Linked DNA regions of Mus musculus: regions 2 and 3 are each linked to region 1. A link is a loop called in an ENCODE intact Hi-C map of the cell type or tissue named here. Cell type or tissue: heart. All regions are shown on one strand.

Region 1 (8,000 bases):
GCAAGAAAATATCCCAGAACAAAGGGACACCAACTCCAAGTCAAGGGTGTCACCAAGTTCAGCAGTAAAAACAGCCCCCATCCCCCAATGCACAGCCCCAGAAGAGAATAGATAAAGGGACCATTCTAAAAGCTTCCTAAGGAAAGAAAAGCTTAGAGGCCACATGCAAAGTCTGAGAACTCTAGAAGGGATATTTTCAGGAACACATTCTGTAGAAGACTTAGCTAAAGAACCAAAACCCAAATGTGACAAAGTTATTTCAAGGAAACTACATAACTATAAAAGAAATGTAGCATTATTAGACTGTTTGCTAGCTCTAAGTAATATGGTTGCATGGTTAAATAATGAAGATATAAAGATGTTGTCCAGAAATTGTAACAAATCATGTTGTGGAAGATGAGGGGAGAATAAGAAGTATACGTGAACAAAAATTCTCAAGATTTCTGATGGTCCCTCAATGATATGTGTATCAAAGTGTCATTACATGATGGAGCTGAAAGTGGGGTGGAGAAACAGAGTGGACAGGAGAAGATGAGGGCTGACGGAACAGTTGGGACCTGCTGCTCATAGAAGGGTTAGTGTTCTAGCATCCAAAGCTATGTTTGTGTGCTGCTTTGACACTGTATAAAAATAATTTGAAACAAACTAACAAAATGACAGTTCTGTATCCCACAAGATGAAAGTGTGCCCCTGGGGCATGAATCTGATGATATAGTGAAAAGTGTCAAATTACTGAGGGTCTCAAGTTCTGTGCCACTTTGTGCTTTGCTTGAAAATTAAACAAGGAATTTTCCTTGCAAGGACATCTGCCTCTCCCTTTATAACACTAGTCAGATTTTCCCTGCCAGTCTAGAGAGATTCAGCAGTCACTTGAGAACTGAGTTCTCCTCCAGTGGCGGAAAGGAGGCGTTACTTACAATCTGATATCTAAACACATCCATATGACGGGTCCTTATCCCATAGCCAAACTAACCCCCAGAAACCTATATTCAACTAGGCAGCTTAGGATCTGAAGTGCTGTGTCCTCAGACCACCCTTTCAAACAACTGAGCATTAAGAGCGGACTGTGCCTTGCTTAGTAACTTTTGGAAATTATGTTGCTATGTGTGGCGATTTCCTCATTTGTCAATGACAGTGACAAACCCTGTTCTATGGAGCTGTGATTCAACCAGAGTGTACATAAACAGAGACTGTTGTTTTCATTATAACTAACGGTTGGCACAGAACTCTCTTTTTCTAGAAGTCTGCCTCTGTTAAACAAAGCATTCTGAGAATTATAATATCTTTGCCGGTATTCGTTCACATATACCAGGATTGACTTGCTCTTACAGTAGATGCACAAATGTCTGTTGTCTCTAGTTTTTGCCACAACTGTGTCCATTTTCCATTTTCCTGAAATTCTCTAGGCAGCCCAGAGTAAGCACCACCCTGCCCTCGCTCCTCTTCTCCCTCCTTTCTGTCAAAACACTTTCCCCTCAAGGATTCCTCTGTTTTTCTTGAATGGTCCTTTGGACAATCTAATGTGAGCATACAATGCCTCAACAGGTCCACCAGACAGCAAGGTCTCGCCTTCTCCCAAATTCCAGCCTGGAATTTCCATCTCTTGGTGGACACCATAATGAGAATCACCTGACGACTCAGAATCTTCTCAAGGCCCTCTCTACAATGGCCTCAATAGTCCTGGTTAGAATACCTGGAGTCTCCCTAATCCAGCTTCTTCTAAAAACTAGTCATGCAAAGTACACTAAAAACCAACCAACCAACCAACCAACCAACCAAACAAACAAACAAACCCAATCCCATAGATTCCATTTGCATGTTCTCTTTCCCAGTCTTCTCCTATCTCAAGCTCAGCCCTGACAGCTACAGCAGCCTCCTAATCAGTTGCTTCCTATTCCATCAACTGCCACTTCAGTGCATACTACACAGAGAGACTTTGATCACATCGAGTCCGCTTTTAAACAACCAAAGGCTCCCTACTGCCATATCTTGACACATAAGACCTTCACACTGATGTCCAGAATGACAAGGCCTCCAAACCACACCCACCACTCTCCTTCTCACACCCTATGTTCCAACCAGACTCAGCTGCCATGGTTCTGAAACATCCCTGGCATTTTGAGGGACGGAGCATGAAATAATTAGCTACTGCATGCCATCCTAAGAATCCTTCCAGCCCATATCGGTTTCTTTAATTTCTTCACAAACAAATAAGCTTGTCTCCTGCTCTCCTTGTCTCTTTACAGCTCTATTTTCATACTTTTTTTTATTAATACTCATTTTCTTCAGATTGATAGCATCATTGTCCAGGTCCGGCATCTTTGTTGCTTTCCCTCACAGAGGGAACCTTTTTTCCTTGTCTTTGTGGTTGTTGTACCATGCCTGCACTTTGCATACATCTCCTTGAGAATTGTCTTTGAGCTGGAACTCATGAGAACACACTTCTAGACCTTTCCATATTTATCAGATATACTTAACAAATCAAAACTTCCTGAATGAGTTTCGCTTTGATGATGCTATTTGGTGCTGCTAGTCTGCAAGCAATAGAGATAGAATTGCTTTGTTTGAGTCAATGGTTGAGTCAAGAGTCCTATCCAAGGATGGAGGCATCTCATATGTGACTTAATAGAAGGCATTCTTCCCTCATCAGCTCATTCAGATTCCCAAGTGAAAGTCTGGAACATAGACCAAACAAATACGCAACAGAATGTGTGTGTGCACGCGTATGCATGAGGTATGTGATGCGCGCGCGTGTGTGTGTGTGTGTGTGTCTGTGTTTGTGTGCATACTCATGTTTGCTTCTGTTACTAAACTAGAAGACGGATTAGGAGTGGAGAAGAAGAAATCTTCATGGAAGAGGGAAATATAGTAATGAAATACATCCAGTATGTAGAGGGGAAACTAGGGGAAGGAAGAGAAGCAGAGGAGAGGGCGGCACAGGAGAGAGTAGTGGGAGAGGAAAGGATGGTAAAGAAGGTAAGATACTATGAGGAAGCACATTACTTGTAAGCTAACCTACCACATTGGCGACAGGACTTTGAAAGAAAGTGGGTCCTATTCTTAGGATTCTACTGAGTATTAAGCTCAGCTGTGCCACTGCAGTTATGAATGTGACCCTGGGCTGGCTCTGCTAAGTTGTTGACTGGCTATGCCACTCTACATACTGACTCCAAGGCTGTTCTGCTCACCTTTCAACAGTGATGCAGAGACATCGTGGCTTTACCCTATTCAACACCATAGGAGGAACGGAACTACTCTCTGCTGCAGGTAGCAAGACAGCTTCTGATGTCACCAAGTGTCAAATAAATGGAAAGGGGGTGATCCATGAAGTGACCCAGCCCTCTCGACTTTAAAAATAAAGACCACACACTTGTTGCACGGTGTAAAGTCACCAGATGTGGCAGAGGAGTGACCTCAGCAGTCAGGTAGTGAGCCTCTGGTAGAACTCACTCCCGGGCTTTGTGTAACTGACTTCAAACTTCAGAAGGGAGAGCCATAATTTCGAATCTACCTTACTTCCACAGATAATCAAGTTCCCTATGTACCAGTTATTTAAGGTAATAGAAGAATTTCATAAAAATCAAGAAACTATACAAGTTCATAAAACCCAGTTTATGGGTTTTATGGAAACAGAAATAAAGCGGATAGTGTGAAACTTTAGAGGGTGGAAGTGAGCTGACAGGGATGTAATACCAAAGGATGAGCCTTCTCTCCATTTCCGGGGCCATTTCCATGTCCATTCACAGTCTCTGACTTCCTCCCGGGTGCGTAGCAGATTTTAAATCAGGACCCTTCCGGAATGATTGCTGTTTATGTTCCCTGCCAGCCTATTAAGTCCAGTCTGGCCTGGCCTGAGTTCTCCACCGGTCCAACCTCCCCAAGCCACAGATCCTGCAGCAGACAGACTTTGGGCAGCAGGCGGCGCTGCAGAGCCCGTCCCCCCGACAGGAAAGCCACAAGCCCACTGGCCCGGAGGAGCCACGACCGAAATGGGTCCCCACGTCCCAACCCCTTCCTCTCAGGACACTCTTCCCGCACGCGCAGCGCATCGCCGAGGGAAGTAGAGCAGTGCCCTCAGCATCTTTGCCTCTGGAAGCTGGCCCGGCGCTGTATTGTTCGAATGAACAGGTTCTTTTCTCAATCATTTGGTTGCTAACTGCTACTTTTGCAGAGGAAAAGAGAAACAACAGAGACGTGGAGAAGGAAAAAGTCAGAACTGGAGGGAAGGGGGAAGAGTCACCGGCCCTGAGCCTTCTGGGACCCATCGTCCAAGTTGGCCCTAAGAGACTGACTGTCAGAGCCACTGCCCTCGGGTTTGGGTGTGAGCACGCACACCTACAGGGAAGCTTTCATCTCACTCAGTGCACCCCGCACAGCACTGTGCCCCGCTGAGCCCCGTCCTCCAGCCTCCACGGCGAGCTGGAGAGGCATAGGGGGACCAGCCGCAGGTCCTGTGCACACAAAACGGTCCAGGACCTCCGGGTAGCTCCGGGTTCGAGTCCCAAATCCTAGCCCAGGTGGCCTCGTTCTCTCTCCCCGAGCCCCGCCGTCGGTGATGGTCCACGGGCAGTGCATGCATGCACGTGAGCCTGGCCCGGCCCCGCTTAGCGCCGCGCTTAACCAGTCCGGATCCCGAGCCTGGTCCCACCCGCCCCGCTCGGCCGCGCTCGGGTACTCACGCGTCGGGCCCCGGGGACGGCGGCGCGCGCGGGCAGGGCGGCTCCAGCCCGCCGTTGACGCCCCTCCAGCCCCGGCGGCGGCGCTGCGACTCGCCTCCCTCGGCCTCGCCATCCTCCTCCTCCTCCGGAGCGGGCAAGGTCACCCTCGCGGGCTCCCGGCACTTCTTGACCTTGGTGGACATAGCGGCCAAGCTCCCTGCCGCCCGCAGTCAGCAGCCCAGCTGCCCCGGGTCAAGCACCGGGCCCGCGGAGCTGGGGACGCCCGGGCGGAGCGCGCGACCTGCAGCGGAGCTTGGGGTCCGCGGCCGCGCTGCCGGCTGTGCGCGGTCTGCCGGCCCGACAGCATCGCGGCGAGACGGCGCGGTTTCCCTGCGAGGAGAGGGAGGAGGGGGGAGGAAGGAGGGATGGGAGGAGGGGAGACCAGTCCCTCGCAGACAGCGCTGTGCAGGAATCAGACAAACCAGCAGGTGGGGAGCTGAGAAACAGCAGAAACTTCCCTCCACCCTCCTTTTTTACCAGAGACCCAGAACCCTCATGCATCTGTAGACACAAGTGTCCTAGGAAAGGAAATGGAATACTCGACCTGTTAGGTTTTTTTAATGCACGCTCAGCTATCTAGATTTTTCAAAGCAAAGCATTGCTAGTTTCCCATTGTCAGGCTTAGCAGAATCCACAGGGGTTTAAGTGCGGTTCCTGGGTCCCTGTGCCTCACAGCCAGTCAATTTCTAAACGTGTGGGATGCTAACTCGAGTTCTGTACTTTTCAAGAAGCGTTTTTCAAGGGAGAAAATTGTTCGTTTTTTGTTTGTTTGTTTTTGAGACAAGGTCTTATTCTGTGGCCCAGGATGGCATGGAAGTCAGCATCTGGCACAGGCTGGTCCACACCTCACAGCAATTCTTCCGTTTCGGCCTCCATAAATTACAGCAGCAGGTGCACATATGTGTGCTGGGGTGTGAGAGACCAGAGGTCAAACTCTGCTAGTCTTCCTTAGGTCATCCACCTTGGTTTTTGTTTGTTTGTTTTGTTTTTATTTTTTTGAGACAGAAGCTTTTTCTGGAACCTAGGGGTTCCTGGATTAGACTAGACTAGGTTGTGGGCCAGCAAGCCACAAATCTGTCTATCTCTACCTCCCCAGCTTGTGCCAACACAGAAGGTTTTAAAGAGGGTGCAGGGAATGGAACTTGCCCCTCCTCCATTATTTTTAAAACTTAAGGGAATGCACTTTGAAATTCAAGGTCACTCAAATTTCGGGGATGAAGGGTTACAGAGTATGATCAATGAGAATTTTAGGGAGCAGAGAACCGAGGTGTAACTCCACTCAGACCCAAACAGTATTCAAGACTTTCTGTTACGTCAGTCAGGCAGATGCCTTCGCAAAGGCATACTGGGAAAATCACAGAAATACCAGCTGAGCTCGGTTAAGACAAGGGAGGTTAGTTCACTGCTAGCATTATTTAGTGGCTACTGTGCTTCATGGAGAAATGGTTCTCTCCGAACTCAAGACACAAAAGTACGGAACTGTGGCTCCCTTTCGCGTAGCTCTTCAAACGCACATAAAGTGCTGTGGATCCCTTGCACTGGCAGTATGCAAGCAAAGGTTCAAGGAAGCACTGGCGTTTTTTGATCCCTGCTTCGGGAAGATGGGAACGTTTGGAAATTGCTTCATGTGCTACTTCATAGGAAAGTGTTAATTTCCACAACCGAGTTACCAGATCCCCTTTGATTCCATCTTTGAAGAGACTTCACAGAAGACCCCCTGTGCACTTCAGTAGCTCTACCTCCAGCCAGGCTCTCGTGGTCCTCCCGGCTTCTGTAGCATACCTCTTCCCTAAGATGGAGATTTTGTTCAAACAAAGTCTGATCATGACTGTTCTCTATTAAAACCAACAAACAAGCAAACAAACAAAACAAACCCACTGGTGACTCCTGCTTTCATTTTAAAAATCCAAATCTGTCGTGTGTCTTAGGGTTTTATTGCTGTGAACAGACACCATGACCAAGGCAACTCTTACAAGGATAACATTTAATTGGGGCTGGCTTACAGGTTCAGAGGTTCAGTCCATTATCATCAAGGTGGGAACATGGCAGCATCCAGGCAGGCATGGTGCAGGAGGAACTGAGAGTTCTACATCTTCATCTGAAGGCTGCCAGCAGAATACTGGCTTCCAGGCAGCTAGGATGAGGGTTTTATAGCCACACCCACAGTGACACACCCACTCCAACAAGGCCACACCTACTTCATACAAACCATCACATTATGCAAGCCTTCTGTGACTTGACCCTAACTCTCCAGCGTCTTCTCTTGCTCTGCATAATGGACACATCTGTACGTAACTCCTGTCCTGTACCACCAACATCAAGGTCACTTTCCCGTTTCCCTGTCTCTGTGTCATTTACCTACACTGAACTGTCTTATTATTCACCCACCTTCTATTCTCCCCCAAAGAGCCAGAGAGAGGTGGCCTCTAGTCTGACAGTCTCTGATGTCCATCTGGAGTCCCAAGAGATCCAGGAGATCCTGAGTGTCTCTTGTGTATGAGATCCCATCCTTCAAGTTAACTCCTGTGTGCTGGTCTCCTGTTTGAACTTCACGTTCCTTCTTGGTTTTGCTATTTGAAAAACCCATCTTCTGTCATTGCCATTTAACCGAGTCCATTGTGCACAGGATGAAGACAGCACATGCTGAATGAGTTGACAAGTTCACGGGTTTCTAAAATTTACACATCAAATTCATGACCTGGTCTTCTAAGGCTCTGGGGGTGCAGGAGTCCCAAGTATTTGTTAACAGAGTCTACCATAGCAACATTTCAAAGATGGAGTGGCTTAAACAACCAAAATGTATTGTCTCATATCAGGGGCTGAAAGTCCAAGTTCTAAGTGTGAGCAGACTTATCTTCTGTGTCCTCTCTTCTTGGCTTGGGGGGGGGGCGGGCGGGGTGAGGAGGTCTTTGCCCTGTGTCCTCACATATCCTTCCCTTTGACCTGTCTACTGCTTTCCTTTTCTTATAGAGACTTCATTCACATTAGGTTAGGGATCAAAATAAATGCCACCACATTTTAGCTTCTTTCTGTCTTTGAAAACCATCTCTAACTAGTGTCATATTCTGAGATCCTGGGGATTAGGGCCTGAACATTTGAGTTTGGGGCACAGACACAGTTTAACCTATGATCTATGCTGATTCTCATGGGACAAGGGGCCTATACCATCAGAGGCTAATGATCCTGATTTTGACACAAGGTCTCATGTAGCCGAGCCTGGCCTCCAACTTGATAATGATTTTCTTATCCTCCTGAGTACTGTGGCTGTGAATGAGTGCCACC
Region 2 (8,000 bases), 81 kb after region 1:
TTAGGGTTGAGTGCTCCAAAGTTTCTCTCTCACTCTCACACTCAGCTGTGTGTTTTCCCGTCAGTTACTATCTACCACAAACAGAAACTTCTCCAATGAGAGCTGATCAAGGCATACACATGGGATACAGACATACAGAATGTCATTAGGAATCATTTCATTGCTATTTCCTTTAGCAGAACGATAGTGGTGGGAGTTCCTCGAGGCCCATCACCTGTCTAGTCTCAGGTTCTTAGACACTTTAGCAGTGTCAAGTATCTCTTGGAGCGGACCTCAAATGCAATTAAAAACAAAGTGGTTGGCTACTCCCGTAAGATCTTTTCCACCATTGCTGCAGTCGCTTACAGTTAGGTCACTATTGTGCATCATGAGGTTTGTAGCTGGGTGATATTAATGAGTCCCTCCCTCCTCCTGCAGAGCATCTTCTAGCATGACGATAAACTTACTTGGATTATTCTCCACTTCTTACATCTCAGTACAGCCTGTGCATAGAATTCATACCTTCCTAGTCATTATTATTGCATTTTCTGCTTTCCTCTATATATCGGAGCAGTTATAAAATTCATATGAAATTTTAAAATCTTCTGTGTGAACAAACCCACAGACATAAGAACAAACACTGCTTGACAGTTTCAATCTCACTTGATCTGATGGAAGTGAATTGGGTGGAGACGTGAAAGGTGAGGCTGCATGGAAGGCCGCCAATGCTCGGGTCCTTTGCCATTAATGGCTGCCATTACACTCTTCCTAAGTGGGGCCAAAGAACTCAGTGTGTTCTTTCTCCTTAGACCTGTAGCTCACTTGTTAAACTTAGAATCTGGGTATTTGTAGAAAAATATTAGCAACATGAACCAAAGTGTGAATTAAGCAGCATAGGGAAACATTTCATCTTGTTTCATGGGTAAGTGGATGGCTTAAATTAAAACACTGGCCACTGTGGAGTAAAATCAATGGTGTCAAGTTGTTAGCTACTGTATTCCAGACCTCTCTCCCTGCTCTAAATGACTTTGTACTTCCCTGCACCAAAACCAGTGTATACTTGGATAAGTGTATAGAACGTTGCTGGGCTCCTGAATTACAGACCGGTGTTCTAATCACGGAGTTAGGAAAGAATAAATGACGCATCAGTCGCCCATGCTGGACGCCTGTAGTTGGTAAAAAGGGAAGTGAATAAAACATAATAATCATGGCAGGCAAGCTGATGTTGGAGGAGAGGGAGGGAGTGCAGAGAAGCAAGGCTATGCCTTTGCCTGCAGTTCACAGCACTCCATTAGCATCTTGTGGTATTAAATAGCACCCCAGTAAACACTGCTGAGCACAAAAGCTCTCAGAAAACATTCCTTGTTTCTTCAGTGCTCTCTACAAAATGCAAGTCAGCACCCTACAGGTACCCAGCAAATCAAAGAACTAGGAAAACAACATCAAATGGTTGCCTAAGACACAGAATGACTGGAATGCAGGACACCAGAGGAGGTGTACACAAAGGTAGCCTACATTAGCTGCATTAAAACCCAGGTTACCACAGAGGCCTCCCTGGTGGCATCCACTGAGCAAATGTCACACAGCACAGGTCATTTTGCAAGCCTGTTCTGCTGAGACACACATCTGTAATTGCAGCTATTCAGGACGTTGAGGCTGGGGGTGGCAAATTCAAGGCCAAATTTGAAGGTTACAGAGTGTCTTTGCTTGGGCTACTATTGCTGTGATGAAACACCATGACTAAAGCAACTTAGGGAGGAAAGGGTTTATTTGACTAACATTTCCATATCATGGTTCCTCCTCAAAGGAAGTCAAGAACACAAATAGTACAGGAACCTGGAAGCAGGAGCTGATGCAGAGGCCACTGAAGGGCGCTGCTTACTGGCTTGCTCCACATGGTTTGTGCAGTCTGCTTTCATATAGAACCCAGGACCACAAGCCCAGGGATGGCACCACCCACAATGATCTGAACCCTTCCCATCAATCACAAATCAAGAAAATGCCCTAGAGTCTTGGCTACAGCCTGATCTTATTTTTCTCAATCGAGGTTCCTTCCTCTTAAATGACTTTAGTTGTGTCAACTGACACAAGACTTTGCAGTAAAAAGAAAAATCTAGTTTAAAGTTAAAGGTCGAGTGATTACGTAGCATGTATGAGCCTTGAGTTTGATCCCCAATCCTGCAAAAGAAAGCTGGATTGAGAAATAATGTTCCAAATGACACACAGTGGCCATCACTCTCTATCCAGCCACTTGGGATATACTAGACTGCTACTCTATAGTCTACTCCCTTTTGAATAGAGATGGCTGAGCTATGACTCCCAATAAATGTTTCCTGATGTCCTTTGGAATCCTCACTCCCATCTTCCAGATTTTCTGTTTGCCTCTATGAGAAAGTTAAAACATCTCAAAGAATGTTAGGAGATTTCCCCATTCCCATGGCTCCTCCTACCCACAAATGAAATGTTATAATAAAATTTAACCTGGGCTTGGTTGCATGCCTATAATCTCAGTATTCAGGGGGCAGAGATAGGAAGCTCTCAAGTTTATGGTCATTCTGGGCTACAAAGTGAGACTCCCGTCTCAAGGGGGGAGGGTTTATAAATCAGCAGTAAAATGCTTGCCACACAAACCTGGTGATCAGAACCCAACACCCCCTGGACCACGCGAAGGAAGAGAGAAAGAACCCATGGTATAGAGTTGTCCTCTGGTCTCAGTGTGTGTGACATGGCATGTCTGTCTGTCACCTCCCACCAGACCACAGATATCTCATGCACACAGGAATGACAGAACCAACCAACCAACCAATCAATCAATCAGTCAATCAATCAAGCCAGTGACAAAAGCCAAAGAGGAATGTGGTAACACTATTTTAGAAATTAAAAAAAAAAGACTTTAACAAACTGAGTAGATATTTCTCAAAAGAGAAATGCAAGTACCCAGAAAAATACTTGGAAAAAAGTGTTTAACATGCTTAGCCATCAAATTTAGCTTACGGCAAATTAAAACTGCCTTGGAAATCTGTGTCATCCCAGTCAAAGTGCCTATAATCAAGAAAACACTCTGGCAAGGATGTGGGAAAGAGAAACCCTTTAAAAATATTTATTTTTAAGGCTAGACTTAAACGTGATATGAAGCAGAGGAAAGCCTTGAGATTCTGGTCCTCCTGCTTTTGCCTCTTGAGTGCTGGATTATAGATCTGCATCTGCATCTGCATCTGCATCTGCATCTGCATCTGCATCTACATCTACATCTGCATCTACGGCATCTCTCCACCTCCATCTCACTCTATCTATCTATATCACCAGGCTTGGTTTATCTGGTCCTCGAGAGCAAATCTAGGTCATTGTACGTACTAGGAAAACTGAGCTATCTCTCCAGCCTCAGGAAGAACATATTTATTCACTGCTAGTAGGAAAGTAAACTGATACAACCATTATGGAAATCAGTATGGAGGGTCCTTAAAAAATGAAAAACAGAACTACTATGCAATCTGGTTGGGCCACTCGAGTAAATACCTGATTTAGAATCGACATACACAGAGATATTTGTGCACTCATGCTTATTATTGCCCTGCTCATAATAGCCAGGAGATGAAACCAGCATGTTCATCAACAAACGCATAAATGTGGTGCATAAACACAACTGAGTTTTATTTGACCATAAAGAAACGTGAAACCATGCAGAAAAATTGATAGAGTTGGATGTCGTGATAAGCAAAGTAAGCCAAACTCAGAAAGACAAGTACCACATAATTTATCTTACATATGGAATTCTAAAATTGTGTGTGTGTGTGTCTGTGTGTCTGTCTGTCTGTCTGTGTCTTTGTGACAAAAAAAGAATCATGAGGAAGAAATCTTTGGGCAAAGAAAGGGTAATGGGATGCACGTGGTCTGAGAGCAAGAGGAGAGGAGGCCTCCAGGGAATAGTACGGAAGAGAACAGCAGAGAGGCAGAGACACCAATGAGAATGGGAGCAATGACAATTATGTGTAAATCGCCACAATGAAACCTGCTACTCCATGCACTGACTTGAAATTTAACTTTCAAATTATATTAAGAATACTCTTTTCTTCTTACTTGGTTCTGTTTTGCCCACCAAGCTCTGTCACCTTCTTTGGACTTTGAGAGAAATGTGACTGGGTCTGCAACTCCTCTCAGCCCATGAAATTAGTTTCTTTTGTTCCATCAGATATTTTGATTTGACATCTTTAAGTCATTCCCATGTTTTTCTGATTTGTTGTTTTTTTTCTTTTCCCCCAGTTTTGTTTTGTCTTGTTTTTGCCTCTTCTTTTAGTATTATGAAAACAAAGTAATAGGGCCTATTTTTGAAAACTATAAACCTCATGTTTAAATGTGGCTTTCTGGGAATACTGGGTTAAGTGCAGGATTCCAGATGTGCTCTGTCACATGACAGGACACTAATTTTTCCTGATTGCTGAACCAGATGCTGTGTTCTCAAGCAGCAGGACACCAGTGCTCCCTTCATTCAGTCTCTCCTTCACTCAGGCTGCCTTAAACCAGGTCTCTGTCTATGGCTGCATGCTTGTTTTGAAAGAGATGGTCCCTCGATCAGAATTTTTGATGCCTGCCTTTTGTTTATTCCTATATTATCTTCATCTTTTCTATTAAGTACTTAACCCCTTGCTTTCCTTAATAACTTATCTACTAAGATTCCATCAGGTGTTTTATAAATCTTGGGCCTACTACAATTCAGACTTTGGCGCATTCTTAGAGACCTAGGTAGGGTATAATTCAGAAAACAAAAACCTCTTTAATTGAAAACAGATCCAGATTAAGATTTAGAGTCTTGGATTTCATACTTAGACATGTCTTGCTTATCTGGAGTCTGTTTTTTCATGTACCTATCTTTGAACAAAGGATGACTTTAACACACCATCCTCTCAAACATTGAGAAAACCTGCAGGTTCAGGCTCTCAACGAGCTCTCTGTGACTGACTGTGGAATAATTATCTTCTTAAGTAAAGTAGCTAGGAATTGTCAGTTAGCCCATCTAACGCAAGTGAACAATAACACACTGGAAATTCCACTGTAAGAAGAGCTTAAGACACTGTATTTTTACTTGTGTTAAATAATACAAATTCATTTTTTAAATGGCCATATAAAAACAACATCTTAATGGTACACTTTAATCATTGTTCTCATACTAGAGTAATATAACATACATTTAAAAATCATACGAGCAAAGAAACTTCCATTCAAGTTTGGTTATAAGATCCTTCCAGTTTCATCCAGACCTGCGCCTTTAGCTACCCTGCTCACTGTTCACTGTTGTTCCTTAGCCTGCACGTTCAGCCCTGACCTGCCCTCTAGTGCATGAGTGCTTGACAGGACCACTTGCATGTCTCAGAGAACCCCTGTGCCAGCATGTTTGAAGCTGGGTTCATAGACCTCTCTCCTCCAGTACTCTCCACGTCAGGGGACAGCCCTGATCACCTGTGCAAACTTAGAAAAGAAAATGCTAGTTTCTGCCCTGATAGCACATTGAAGTTTGTCAATGTGGGAATTATCTACACTATAACTTACACAGTAAAATGTAAGTGTGTCCTTAAAAAGCCATTAAAAGCACACCCTTAATAAAGGGAAAATAAGTGAGCCATTCTATGACTACCCCAATAAAACTATTAAACTGGCTTATAAAACGTTTTAATGAGAGTAAATCCGGGTATTCTCTTGAACATATTGCAGTCAATAGTTGCAAAATATTTCCTTGTGAATCATCTATGTTACGGTTGCCCATTCTCAGAAAAGTGGGTCTCTTCCCTTTGACTGTGTGTACATGAGTATGTAGGTGACCACGCATGAACACTGGCATGTATATTCCTCTGTTGTTTTCCACTCTACAGCAGGGAGACAGCAACTCTGACTAAAAGCTTCCTCTTTAGCCGAGAAGGCTGGCCAGCTAGCTCTCAGCCTTTTCCTATTGCACTGATGCTGGGGTCACAGGCAGCCGGGGTCAGCTTTTTATGTGGGTGGTGGAGATTTGAACTTGGCTCATCATGCTTACATCTTAACTACTGAGCCATCTTTTTAGGACCCATATCCTTCTATATCCTTTGCCTTTATGAGTTTGGAAGCTATTAGAATAATGAAAGAGGAAGAGATTTGGAACTAATAAAAGGCTGTTATCTCTAACACTCTGGACTTAGGCGCTGTGCTTACACTACAAACCGGAACACAAATCATCTTCGCTCCACATGGTAGCTATTGGGCACAATCTGTTGTTAATACACATATTATGGGAAAACAAATCCATCTCATGTTGGGGAAGGTAAAATGTGTCTTTGTTGAATTGATGTTGTCAGGAAATTACCCATGATTACCAGGCTTCACTTCTGCAATAGCATTCCCACTGCAGTAGAACGTGAGCTTCTCCTTTCTCTCAGGAAAACAACAAGAAATACGCTAAGCTTCCTTCTTTCCTGTTTTCTTCTTTGTTTTTTAAGCTGCCAGAAACTGAAAGCCAAATTGAAGCCCCCAGTTTTGGCCCCTCCTGCTGCCCAGGAACGTTCCCTCTCCCTGGCCATGTCTGTTTTCTTGTGTTTTACCCCTTGTTGAAATCTATTTCTTCTCTTTCGAGACACAATACATTTTATTAAAGAATTAATGTGTCTTGACTCAGCAAAAATAGAAAATTGCTAATGTAATATATTTCCAGATATTTGCAAATCATCAGCAAGCTGAGCTCTTAAAATCATGGGCAGGCAATATCTGCTTTCCTCTCTCTTGTGATTTATACACACACACACACACACACACACACACACACACACACGAGAGAGAAAGAGAGAGAGAGAGAGAGAGAGAGAGAGAGAGAGAGAGAGAGAGAGAGAGAGAGAGAGAGAAAGAGAGAGAGAGAGCTAACAAGGAACACTCCATGAACACAGACAGCAGGAGTTCAGCAAACATTAACCAGGATGTGTGACGGTCTATAGGAAAATTCTGAGCAGACTTCACATCCACGACTTCTACTTGGAACCGTCACCCCCGCTGCTGCACTCGTGCTGCGGTCAGCCATCACATCCAGGTGGAAATGGAATTTTTAAAACAAGATGGTCATTGACCTCAGCAGAAGGAAAAGAAAGAATGGCTTTCAGAACTTTAAATTTCAGATGAACTGCCTCACTGTAATTGGCTCTAGGATCAGTGCCCTACAAGGGCCTGCTCCTGTGAACACTGTAGGTCTTTTGAAACCTCCAGTCCAGTTGCCGAGCCTCAAAGTCATTCAGCTCTCTCTGATTTTTATTCAGTGTACTTTTGGAAGTACTTTTAATAAAACTTGTAAGCAACCACAAGTATCATAAGACAGAACATTTATTGGCTTGCTCTGGAAAGGTTGTGGGCTGGCCCAATGAGTGGCTTGTGACTCCATTGGTAGGGCCCATCATGGTGCAAAGCCTTGTTTTGATTGGCTGTAATTGCCCTGCGCTCCTAGGTACTTTCTTAGTTGTAGACTTTAGCTAGAGCATACACTTAAGTCACCATTTGGATACAGTTCCTCCCCATCCTCCCATTGTCCCATCTGATCTAGAAACAAAGCTTTTCTTTTCCTTCAAACATGCACAGAGAATAATCCATTTCTGGCAGAACGGTAGCCTTCAGACTGGGATTTTAACCCGGGTACTCACATGCCGTCCACTTCTGTAGGTTCGCTGTTGAAGCCAGGCATGGATCAACGGGGAGCAAAAGCCTGTCTTCCCATGTTTCAAATATTTCTGGGGAGAGATGAAATTTTCAGATTCCAAATTTTTATGACAGTGAAGACAGGGTGACGACTCTCCGTTTCTCTCCTTCTGGGTGTTAATTATTCATTGAAAAGCTTTTTAAAGACACAGTTCAATATTTCCTTACTGACCTGCTCTTGATAAAACTGCAGGTAGGGATTGGAGTCCTTGACTCATTTTGACAGCACTGTTTTGCTTCTAAATTGCTCTTAGGCGGTTTTCGGGAAGTGTGGCCGTGGACTGTTGGTACATTAAGGGCCATCACTACTCACCATCATC
Region 3 (8,000 bases), 66 kb after region 1:
TCTCAGCCTGCCTTCTTATAACACCTAGGACCACCAGCCCAGGGGTGGCACCACCCACAGGGGCCTCCTTCCACAGCTATCAATCAAGAGAATGCTTCATGGACTAACCTGGTAGAGATATTTTCTTATTTGAGGTTTTCTCTTCCAAAATGACTCTGACTTGTGTCAGGTTGACATCAAACCAGGCAGAACATGTACTATGAAGGTCTGGGAGTCTTGCTTTCTTTGTCCCGACTGTATGCTTCATGAAGAAATTAAAATAGGAAATCTGAATTAAAGTGTGAGTTCTTCCTGCTCTTTTCCTTTCACCTCATTTTCTTCATTTCTTTCTCTTATCGTTCCTTTAGTCCTATGCCCTTGGGGAATTAGCTAAGTGAGGAAATCTGTGTTGTTCTCTTTGACAATCTATATCTAGAAGAGCCTGGTGAGGTAGCACACTGTGACAAGGCAGTCGGCATTTCTCTGTTTTTACTTTACATCCTTTGGTTTCTGCTCATGGTGAGAATAGATGTTCTGATATTCTTTTCAGTTTGGAATCCTAACTCTATCCTCAAGTGTATGACCTGCGGCTGGGTGAGAGCTCAGGTGGTGAGAAACAGGAGACCTGAGGTTCCCAAAGAGGCAGCACTGTGCCCGCCACCTTGTTATGTATGCTGGAGACACCAGCTGCCCATTCAGGAAGTCTGGGGGATGCCCAGACATGTGCACAAGTGTTCTCCAGGGCATCTCTGAATCCCATTAAGTTTCAGAAGCACCAACTTCAATTTTTACCTTGTTAGGACTCCCCAACCCTCCTACCCAGCACAGTTTGAAGCTTCTTCAAATGTCTCTGTGGGAGGTGGACCACAGGTGTATCGTGACTGGAGAGAAAGAAGCTTTATGTGGGGGCAGAGAGGCAAGCTGTAAGTAGAGAACAATGATAGCTACACTGTAACACTCCATTGCCTTTCCAGTGTTCTTATTGCTACTGTTTTAAAGATGTAGCCAAACTGTATCTACCAATTTACAATGTTTACATAATATCAAACTTAACAAATATCAATCTGAAAATGCTTCTGTCTATCAATTAAGTTTCAACTTTAGTTCAGCTCCAGCAAGGCTAGTCCTGTGCCTGGAATTGCCCCATTGGGCTATTTATTCCACTGAACATCCAATTTAGTCTTAGGTTCAATTGATCCTAGGCCTATGGGTTCATCCTGATAAATATTTCTCCACACTGACAACTTCTCTTACATATGGTTTGTAAGAGGCTAAGCCTGATTACTCTGAGGAACAGGCACTCCACCCAACCCCGGAAGCTATATCTGGCCCTATTCTGTTCTGATAAACATGCCTATTTACAGGCTTCACAGATGTAGAAGGCCAGATTCAACTCATCGCAACATACCAGACAGAGATACTGGGATGGCAGGAAGTTAGCTTAGGCTACTGAATGCCTGTGCAACTTCAAGGAAACGACTCATTCCACAAAAGCCTGTGTCTTCATTTACAGAACAGAGAGATTATTTCCGTCATTGAACTCCAGCCGGGATTAGGAACCTGGAATGGAACCATATTTGGTTTTAAGGCAGATTAATTCCTACCCTCTCCCAAATTGATTAGTCTTTGAGGGGCAAGCTATCCCTTACCATTTGACATGAGGAAAAAAAATGCCACTTTGATATGTGAGAGATTTGGGTGTAGGTCCTAAATGTTAACAGTTATTATATGTGTCACTTTGGATAATTTAGGCTCTTAGACCCCCTTGTCTAGAAAATGGGAGTAATCATAGAGTTGAAGATATAAATATATGAAATGCTCTCCAGGCACACAATATTGTTGTTAAATTATAGTAGCTTATCTCTAGCTTGGCTGTCCCACAGTTGGGTCAGAATAGTTCTGATTTTTGAAACACAATTAATGATAAAGTGATGATGATGGTGGTGATATAAATCCCATCTTTTACTACAGAAAGGAAAAATTTATATGTTGGAACCATAACGTCTTACTTCTTTTGTTAGAGATTTTCTTTTGACAACAATTCTTTTAAATGTGTGCTGGGAATTATAATGTACAAGTGAATATAATTGAAAAGACCCAGATTTCCTCTTCATATCAGAGGGCTTATGGATGATGTAATTGGAGGACTTTAATGGAAGAACTATCTATTAAAGTGCCTAAGGGAGCCTGCCCCCCAGCCTGAGAGGCAACAAGGGGCAGTGGTTCAAGAGTGTGGATAGAGTTAGAGGCCTGGGCAGGGCTGCACCATCTGTGAATCTGTTACTCCTCCACGCTCAGGCTGTGCTGCCTCTCACTGTCACTGAAGCATCTGTAAAGGCCGGCGACCCCAGTGAAGTACCACTGACTTGGTCTGAAACAACAGAAGTTTATTCTACTATATTTCTGGTGAAGAGCCATGCCCCCTGTATAAAATGGGGAGGAAGGTCTGGATGCTGGTCCTGGACTTTGGTTGCCTGCAGGAATCTGTCATTCCCTTGGGAGTTACTAGTCACTTTGGTCCTTCATCCTCACACAGATTCCTAGCACCTATGTCTTTGCAAGGATGGACACTGGCCAGATAGGATTAGAGGTACCCAGAACCTTGCCTAAAACATGATACTTCCAAGCAATGTTCCATTCTGGCGTCCCAGATGTTAGAACACTTGCATTTATTTTTTTGAAGGGACAGAGTGGACCCTCCAGCAGCCAGCTTCCAGCACACAAGCAGACGGTGTCCTCCCTCCCTGGCCTCTTGGCTCACTCTCTACAGTGACCATCATTGGAAGCTTTGCTTCACTTTGTATTGAGGTAGAAGGTACTCAGAGTCCATGGGGAGAAAGTACACAGTTCAGGTGGCTCCACCAGCTTGGCATGTCCTGTCACAACTTCTGTATCTGGACACAACATAAACAACAGCTCCAACGTCCCCTGGACTCACTCCCTCCCATCACCGCTACAGGAAGCCCAGGAAAACCCTCTTTGCTCACACCATGGGCTCATGTCACCAGTGTGTCAACTCTGTTCGCAAGTGAAGTCATGCAGTGTGTTATTTTGGTATTTCTAAGAATAATCTGTGTCCTGTGTATTTGTGGTCTGTTAATCACGTTCTGTCAATCCCACGGGACTCCAGGATCTGAACCCTGAGTTTGTTTTAGTTACTATGTTCTCAACCTTCCTCCTTAGTCAGCTGTTTCAGCTCCCTCAATCCTTCCTGTTTATGTCTGTCTCACTCTTTCTACTGTTACCACAGCAACAGTGTCCTCCCATTCAAATAGTGCCTGAGCTGGCCCTTCTCCCCAACTTGAATTTATCCTTGGCAGACAGGGTAATTTGTGTCACCTGCTCATGAAATAAGGAAGCCTTCCAACTGCCAATCAGATCAACTCATTCACACCAATCGCATATCTCCCTATTTACCATCGCACCATATCTACCTAATCAAGTTCCCCCTTACATAACATATCCATCTGGCTACATCCATCTTCCACCACCTCTCCAACTATCTTTACCATGTCTTTGATCATCCCTCTATTGACAAGGGACTCAAATCTCATTCTGAACTGTATTTCCAGTGATAAGGTAGAGACAATATCAAAAACACAAGATAAAAGGAAATGTGAACAGCATTTGTTTTTATAGAATCCTTATTTTACAATATTGCTAACACTTGGGATTCGGCTATTGATTTCTGTAGCCCTGAACAGTGTGTCCTAAAACTGTCTAATCTCTGCTTCTTGTATAATCAGATTTCCACTGTTAGAATGGAAATAAGTATAGCTATCATTTATGAATTATATAGGGTGCAGGGGCCCTTATTACAAAGCAGAGAAGTAAGGAATTAAGTATTTGATACGGTCCAAGCAGATGATCACTGGGTCATACACTCAAAACTGGATTAACATCTATGCAAACTGAGACATCGCTTGTCGGGGGAGTTAATGATGCTTTGATTTCATTGGTGCTGTCAGTTTGAATTCTGATGTATCAGACTGTTATTCACATGCCCATCGCAGCCTTAGTCTTCGCTAATTACATCTGTGCTGAGTTAGCTTTAGAAGAGGCTACAGCACAGTGGCAGCTGACCAGAGGTGAGAACACAGGTCCCTGGTGAAACAGCCTGGGCCAGGAGCCTGGCAGTCTGAGTAGCAAATTAATTTCTCACAGATTCCTGGCTTGCCTAAAAGATCTATGTAGAAATATATAGAAAGCTGAAACTTTAGGTCAGGTATTTAAATACTCTTTTACACTATGATACAAAATTCTCCTTTTTTGATTAAAAAATCTACCACTGCATGATGGGCTCATTGCCTCATTGGTATAGACAAAGGTATGTGTTCTACTGGGGGAGTCTCATTTATTATATAAACGGTCATGCTTGTGATACCCGTGGATGAAGCACAGTGGTAGAATGCTTGTCTAGCACACACAAGGCTTGCGGCCAGGCTCAGTCTCTAGACCTTGACTGTGGAGCCTCATGCCTCTAACTTCAGCATTTGGGAGGTAAAGGCAGTAAGACTAAAAGTTCAAGGTCATCCTTAGTACAAACTGAGTTCAAAGCCAGCCTGACTACACGAGACTTTGCCTACAAAACAAAACAAAACAAAAAACAAACAAACAAACTAAGCAAAAACCAAAACCCAACAATTATGACTATTATAGCTCCTAATCAACAGAAGTCCTATACCCAAGAACCATGGGTCCTAAGTTCCTATGATGTGGCACAAAAAAGGAAGTGACAGTAAAGACCCAACAGCATGGAAAAAGCATTCATTTGCAGCATCTGGGGCTGTCTCCTGTCTCTGCTATTTATAAGTTCTCTATAAGATCATAATGAAGACCCATCTCCAACCTACATCTAAATCCTTCCAGGGTGTGCGCTGTATTGACCGCTGACACCACAGATGAGGTGTTCCAATGGGTGTGTTTTCCATTGAGGTGCTCTTGTAGCCAAAATACTTCCAAACCATCAATACATGTTTATATTCTGTAGTTGTTCAGTGTAGCATGAACCTCATTTACAGCAGCCTTCTGTAGATCAATGCACCACGAATTGATGCTCTGAAAGACGAATTTCCATTTATTGAATGCTCAATTTCCTTACTTAGCAAAAGTGGTTTTGATATTGGCTGAGAATGAATGACGTTAGTTACTGATGATTAGCACATACAAAAATAATGCTAATATGCCTTTTGAAGAATTGGCTGAAAGAATCTAAAATGCCTCAAGTTTTTAAAAAAAAACTAGAAAATCTCTCTCTGAAAGTAGTCAAGATGATCTTAGCATATATGGAGTGTTGACAGCTTGGTTTCAAGCCAAATGAAACAGGGAGATGTGGTGACAGTTGATTGAGAAATTTGATGTGAAGACCATGTAATGCTCTTGGGGTTGGAGGTGGGGCTGGAATAGGTCATGTGATGAGGCTGATGGAGAGCTCTAGCTAGAAGTGAGGGGTAAGTCATATAACCTCAGACCTTAGAATTAGCTATTTGGAAAGAGACGACGGTTGACATGCCCTCTGGTAAAATGTAAACTGGTAATAAATCAGAATCCTAGCTATTGATTTTCCCCATATAGAAGAATTTTTGTTGTTTGAAATGTATCAAGTAATTAATTTGAAATGTATGTGTGTGTGTACACACTATATGCAAATGCACACAAGTGTGCATTCGTGGGGAGACCAAAGTCAATATTGGGCGTCTACCTCCATCGCTCTCTACCTTAGCTTTTGAGACAGGGTCTCTCACAAAACCTGGAGTCCATCAGTTCAGCTAGACAGTGAGTCTCAGGAATCCTCTGTCTCCACCTCCCAGAACTTCGGTTACAGGCAGAGAGCAGCACACCCAGCTTTCTAATGTGGGTGCTGATCAGAGCTTAGGTCCTTGTGCTTGGACCATCTCAGACGATGGAGATGTGGCTCTGTGTCAAAATCAGCGTCTTTCTTCCTGTGCATCACTACAGAGTTGCTTCAATACTCAGAACTCTGTCATCTATGTTGCTAGTTGCTAAGTTTACAAAATAAAGAAATTGGTACCTATGTTCCAGGGTGTCTTTGTTTCTGTAGTGATGGCTGTCCTAAACCTCAGTTGTCAGTCATGACTTCTCAACACTAACAGTAATTCCTCTAGTCTAGCCTGAGTGAATTTACCACACCAGCTACCAACTTCCTTTGTAGTGGTCAGCTATTGTTCATCAGGCATGATGGTTAATCTCCAGGGTTGTCTTAGCTAGGTTTGGAATCTCTTAGGAATAACCCTTCTGCACATGTCTGTGAGTGTTTCCAGATAAGTTTAACTAGAGAGGGAAGATCCACAGTAAATGTGAATAAACAGCCTACATACTTCCAATGCTGCTGTACCTTCCTACCACAATGGACCCTTTCCCCTCTGTACTGGCTAGTTTTGTGTCAACTTGACACAGCTGGAGTTATCACAGAGAAAGGAGCTTCAGTTGAGGAAATGCCTCCATGAGATCCAACTGTAAGGCATTTTCTCAATTAGTGATCAAGGGGGAAAGGCCCCTTGTGAGTGGTGCCATCTCTGGGCTGGTAGTCTTGGGTTCTATAAGAGAGCAGGCTGAGCAAGCCAGTAAAGAACATCCCTCCATGGCTTCTGCATCAGTTCCTGCTTTCTGACCTGTTTGAGTTCTAGTCCTGACTTCCTTTGGTGATGAACAGCAGTATGGAAGTGTAAGAGGAATAAACCCTTTACTCCCCAACTTGCTTCTTGGTCATGATGTTTGTGCAGGAATAAAAACCCTGACTGAGACAAATTGGTACCAGGAGTGGGGTATTCCTGTGACAACCTGACCATGTTTTGGGGAGGACTATGGAAGGATTTTGGAACTTTGGGCTAGAAGATCCATTTGGTGTTAAGAGCTCTGTCAGATGTTGTGTAGGAGCTTGGAAGATAATGTTAAAAACAGTGCAGAAGATGGAGGTCTGGCTTGTGAAATTTCAGAGGGAAAAGTAAAGACTCTTTTCGGGGCCATTGTTACTTTGGTTGTGAAGATTCTGTGGTTCTGGTTAGCTGGGGCTGAAGAATCAGCTGTGATTAACAAGATACCAGAACTACTAAAGCAAAAACTTTGAATTACTGGGACTATTGATGCTGGTTAGCTGGAGCTAAGAAATTAGCAGTGATTAAGAAGAGACCAGCATCGTTGAGGTGACATCTTCTGGGAAGTGTTTTCTGAAAGCACAGAGGCTATGTTCCAGAGAAAGCCAAGGTTGTACCTTGTGCTGTGGCTGGACTTGGTAATGTGTAAGAGTCACCCAGGTGGTACTGGTTTTGAAGGTATGAAGGTGTCATGCAGAGCAGCTGAGGCTCGGCACTGTGAGAGGCCATGGAAGGCCATTGGTGAAGGTGCAGCCTCAGTTGCAATTGATGGCCCAGGACTGAAGGGGTCATGCAGTGTTTTGGAGATGCCAGTACCATGAGATGACCACCAAGAGCAGCAGCAGTGGAGTACAGGCATCTGGAGCCTAGAGGACTACGTGTGTGCTACAAGGGGCATGACTGGAGAAGTGGCCCAAGCCCTTGGAGGAGCCCAGAAGATCGTGAGTTGGATCCCAGACATTGGACGGTTGGAGATTGATTTTTGCTTTGATTGTGACTGTGCCCTGATATTTCCCCTTTTGAAGGAAGAAACTGTTTTAGTGGAGCCCACAGTTAAAAGACTTTTAATTGTAAAAAGACTTTGGATTTTAAAAGTGATGGATATTTTAAAGAGATTGAAAATTTAAGAATATGTAAAGACTGTGGGACTTTTAAAGTTATTTAGATCTTGGGGATGAATAAGAATGTAAGGGTTGAGGCTTACTAGTGATGTGTTTGTGTGTCAAGTTGACAAGGGGTCAATTGTACTGGCTAGTTTTGTGTCAACTTGACACAGCTGGAGTTATCACAGAGAAAGGAGCTTCAGTTGAGGAAATGCCTCCATGAGATCCAACTGTAAGGCATTTTCTCAATTAGTGATCAAGGGGGAAAGGCCCCTTGTGAGTGGTGCCATCTCTGGGCTGGTAG

Evidence for each region. Peaks named below come from ENCODE experiments on the same cell type or tissue, not always from the same donor. Only the 100,000 strongest peaks of a DNase experiment are listed, where the experiment ranks them.
Region 2: a loop joins it to region 1, with 2.2 times the contacts of the local background. A loop is called at or near these places in 2 of 42 quality-filtered maps.
Region 3: a loop joins it to region 1, with 2.2 times the contacts of the local background. A loop is called at or near these places in 2 of 42 quality-filtered maps.

What each region holds. Positions count from the first base shown.
Region 1 is chr3:36,685,119-36,693,118 of GRCm38, forward strand. Trpc3 (transient receptor potential cation channel, subfamily C, member 3) reads right to left here and starts at 5,049. Exons shown (of 12, transcript NM_019510.2): 1 at 4,680-5,049. The coding sequence starts at 4,861. In heart, CTCF peaks have their summits at 3,913 (motif pointing right) and 5,147; DNase peaks (open chromatin) are centred at 3,923 and 4,913; H3K4me3 peaks cover 1,804 bases; H3K27ac peaks cover 1,247 bases.
Region 2 is chr3:36,765,858-36,773,857 of GRCm38, forward strand. No RefSeq gene overlaps it. Among named protein-coding and RNA genes, the nearest start is that of Trpc3, 80 kb to the left of the region's middle. In heart, no CTCF peak of the experiment used is centred here; a DNase peak (open chromatin) is centred at 4,464.
Region 3 is chr3:36,751,539-36,759,538 of GRCm38, forward strand. No RefSeq gene overlaps it. Among named protein-coding and RNA genes, the nearest start is that of Trpc3, 65 kb to the left of the region's middle. In heart, no CTCF peak of the experiment used is centred here; a DNase peak (open chromatin) is centred at 3,023.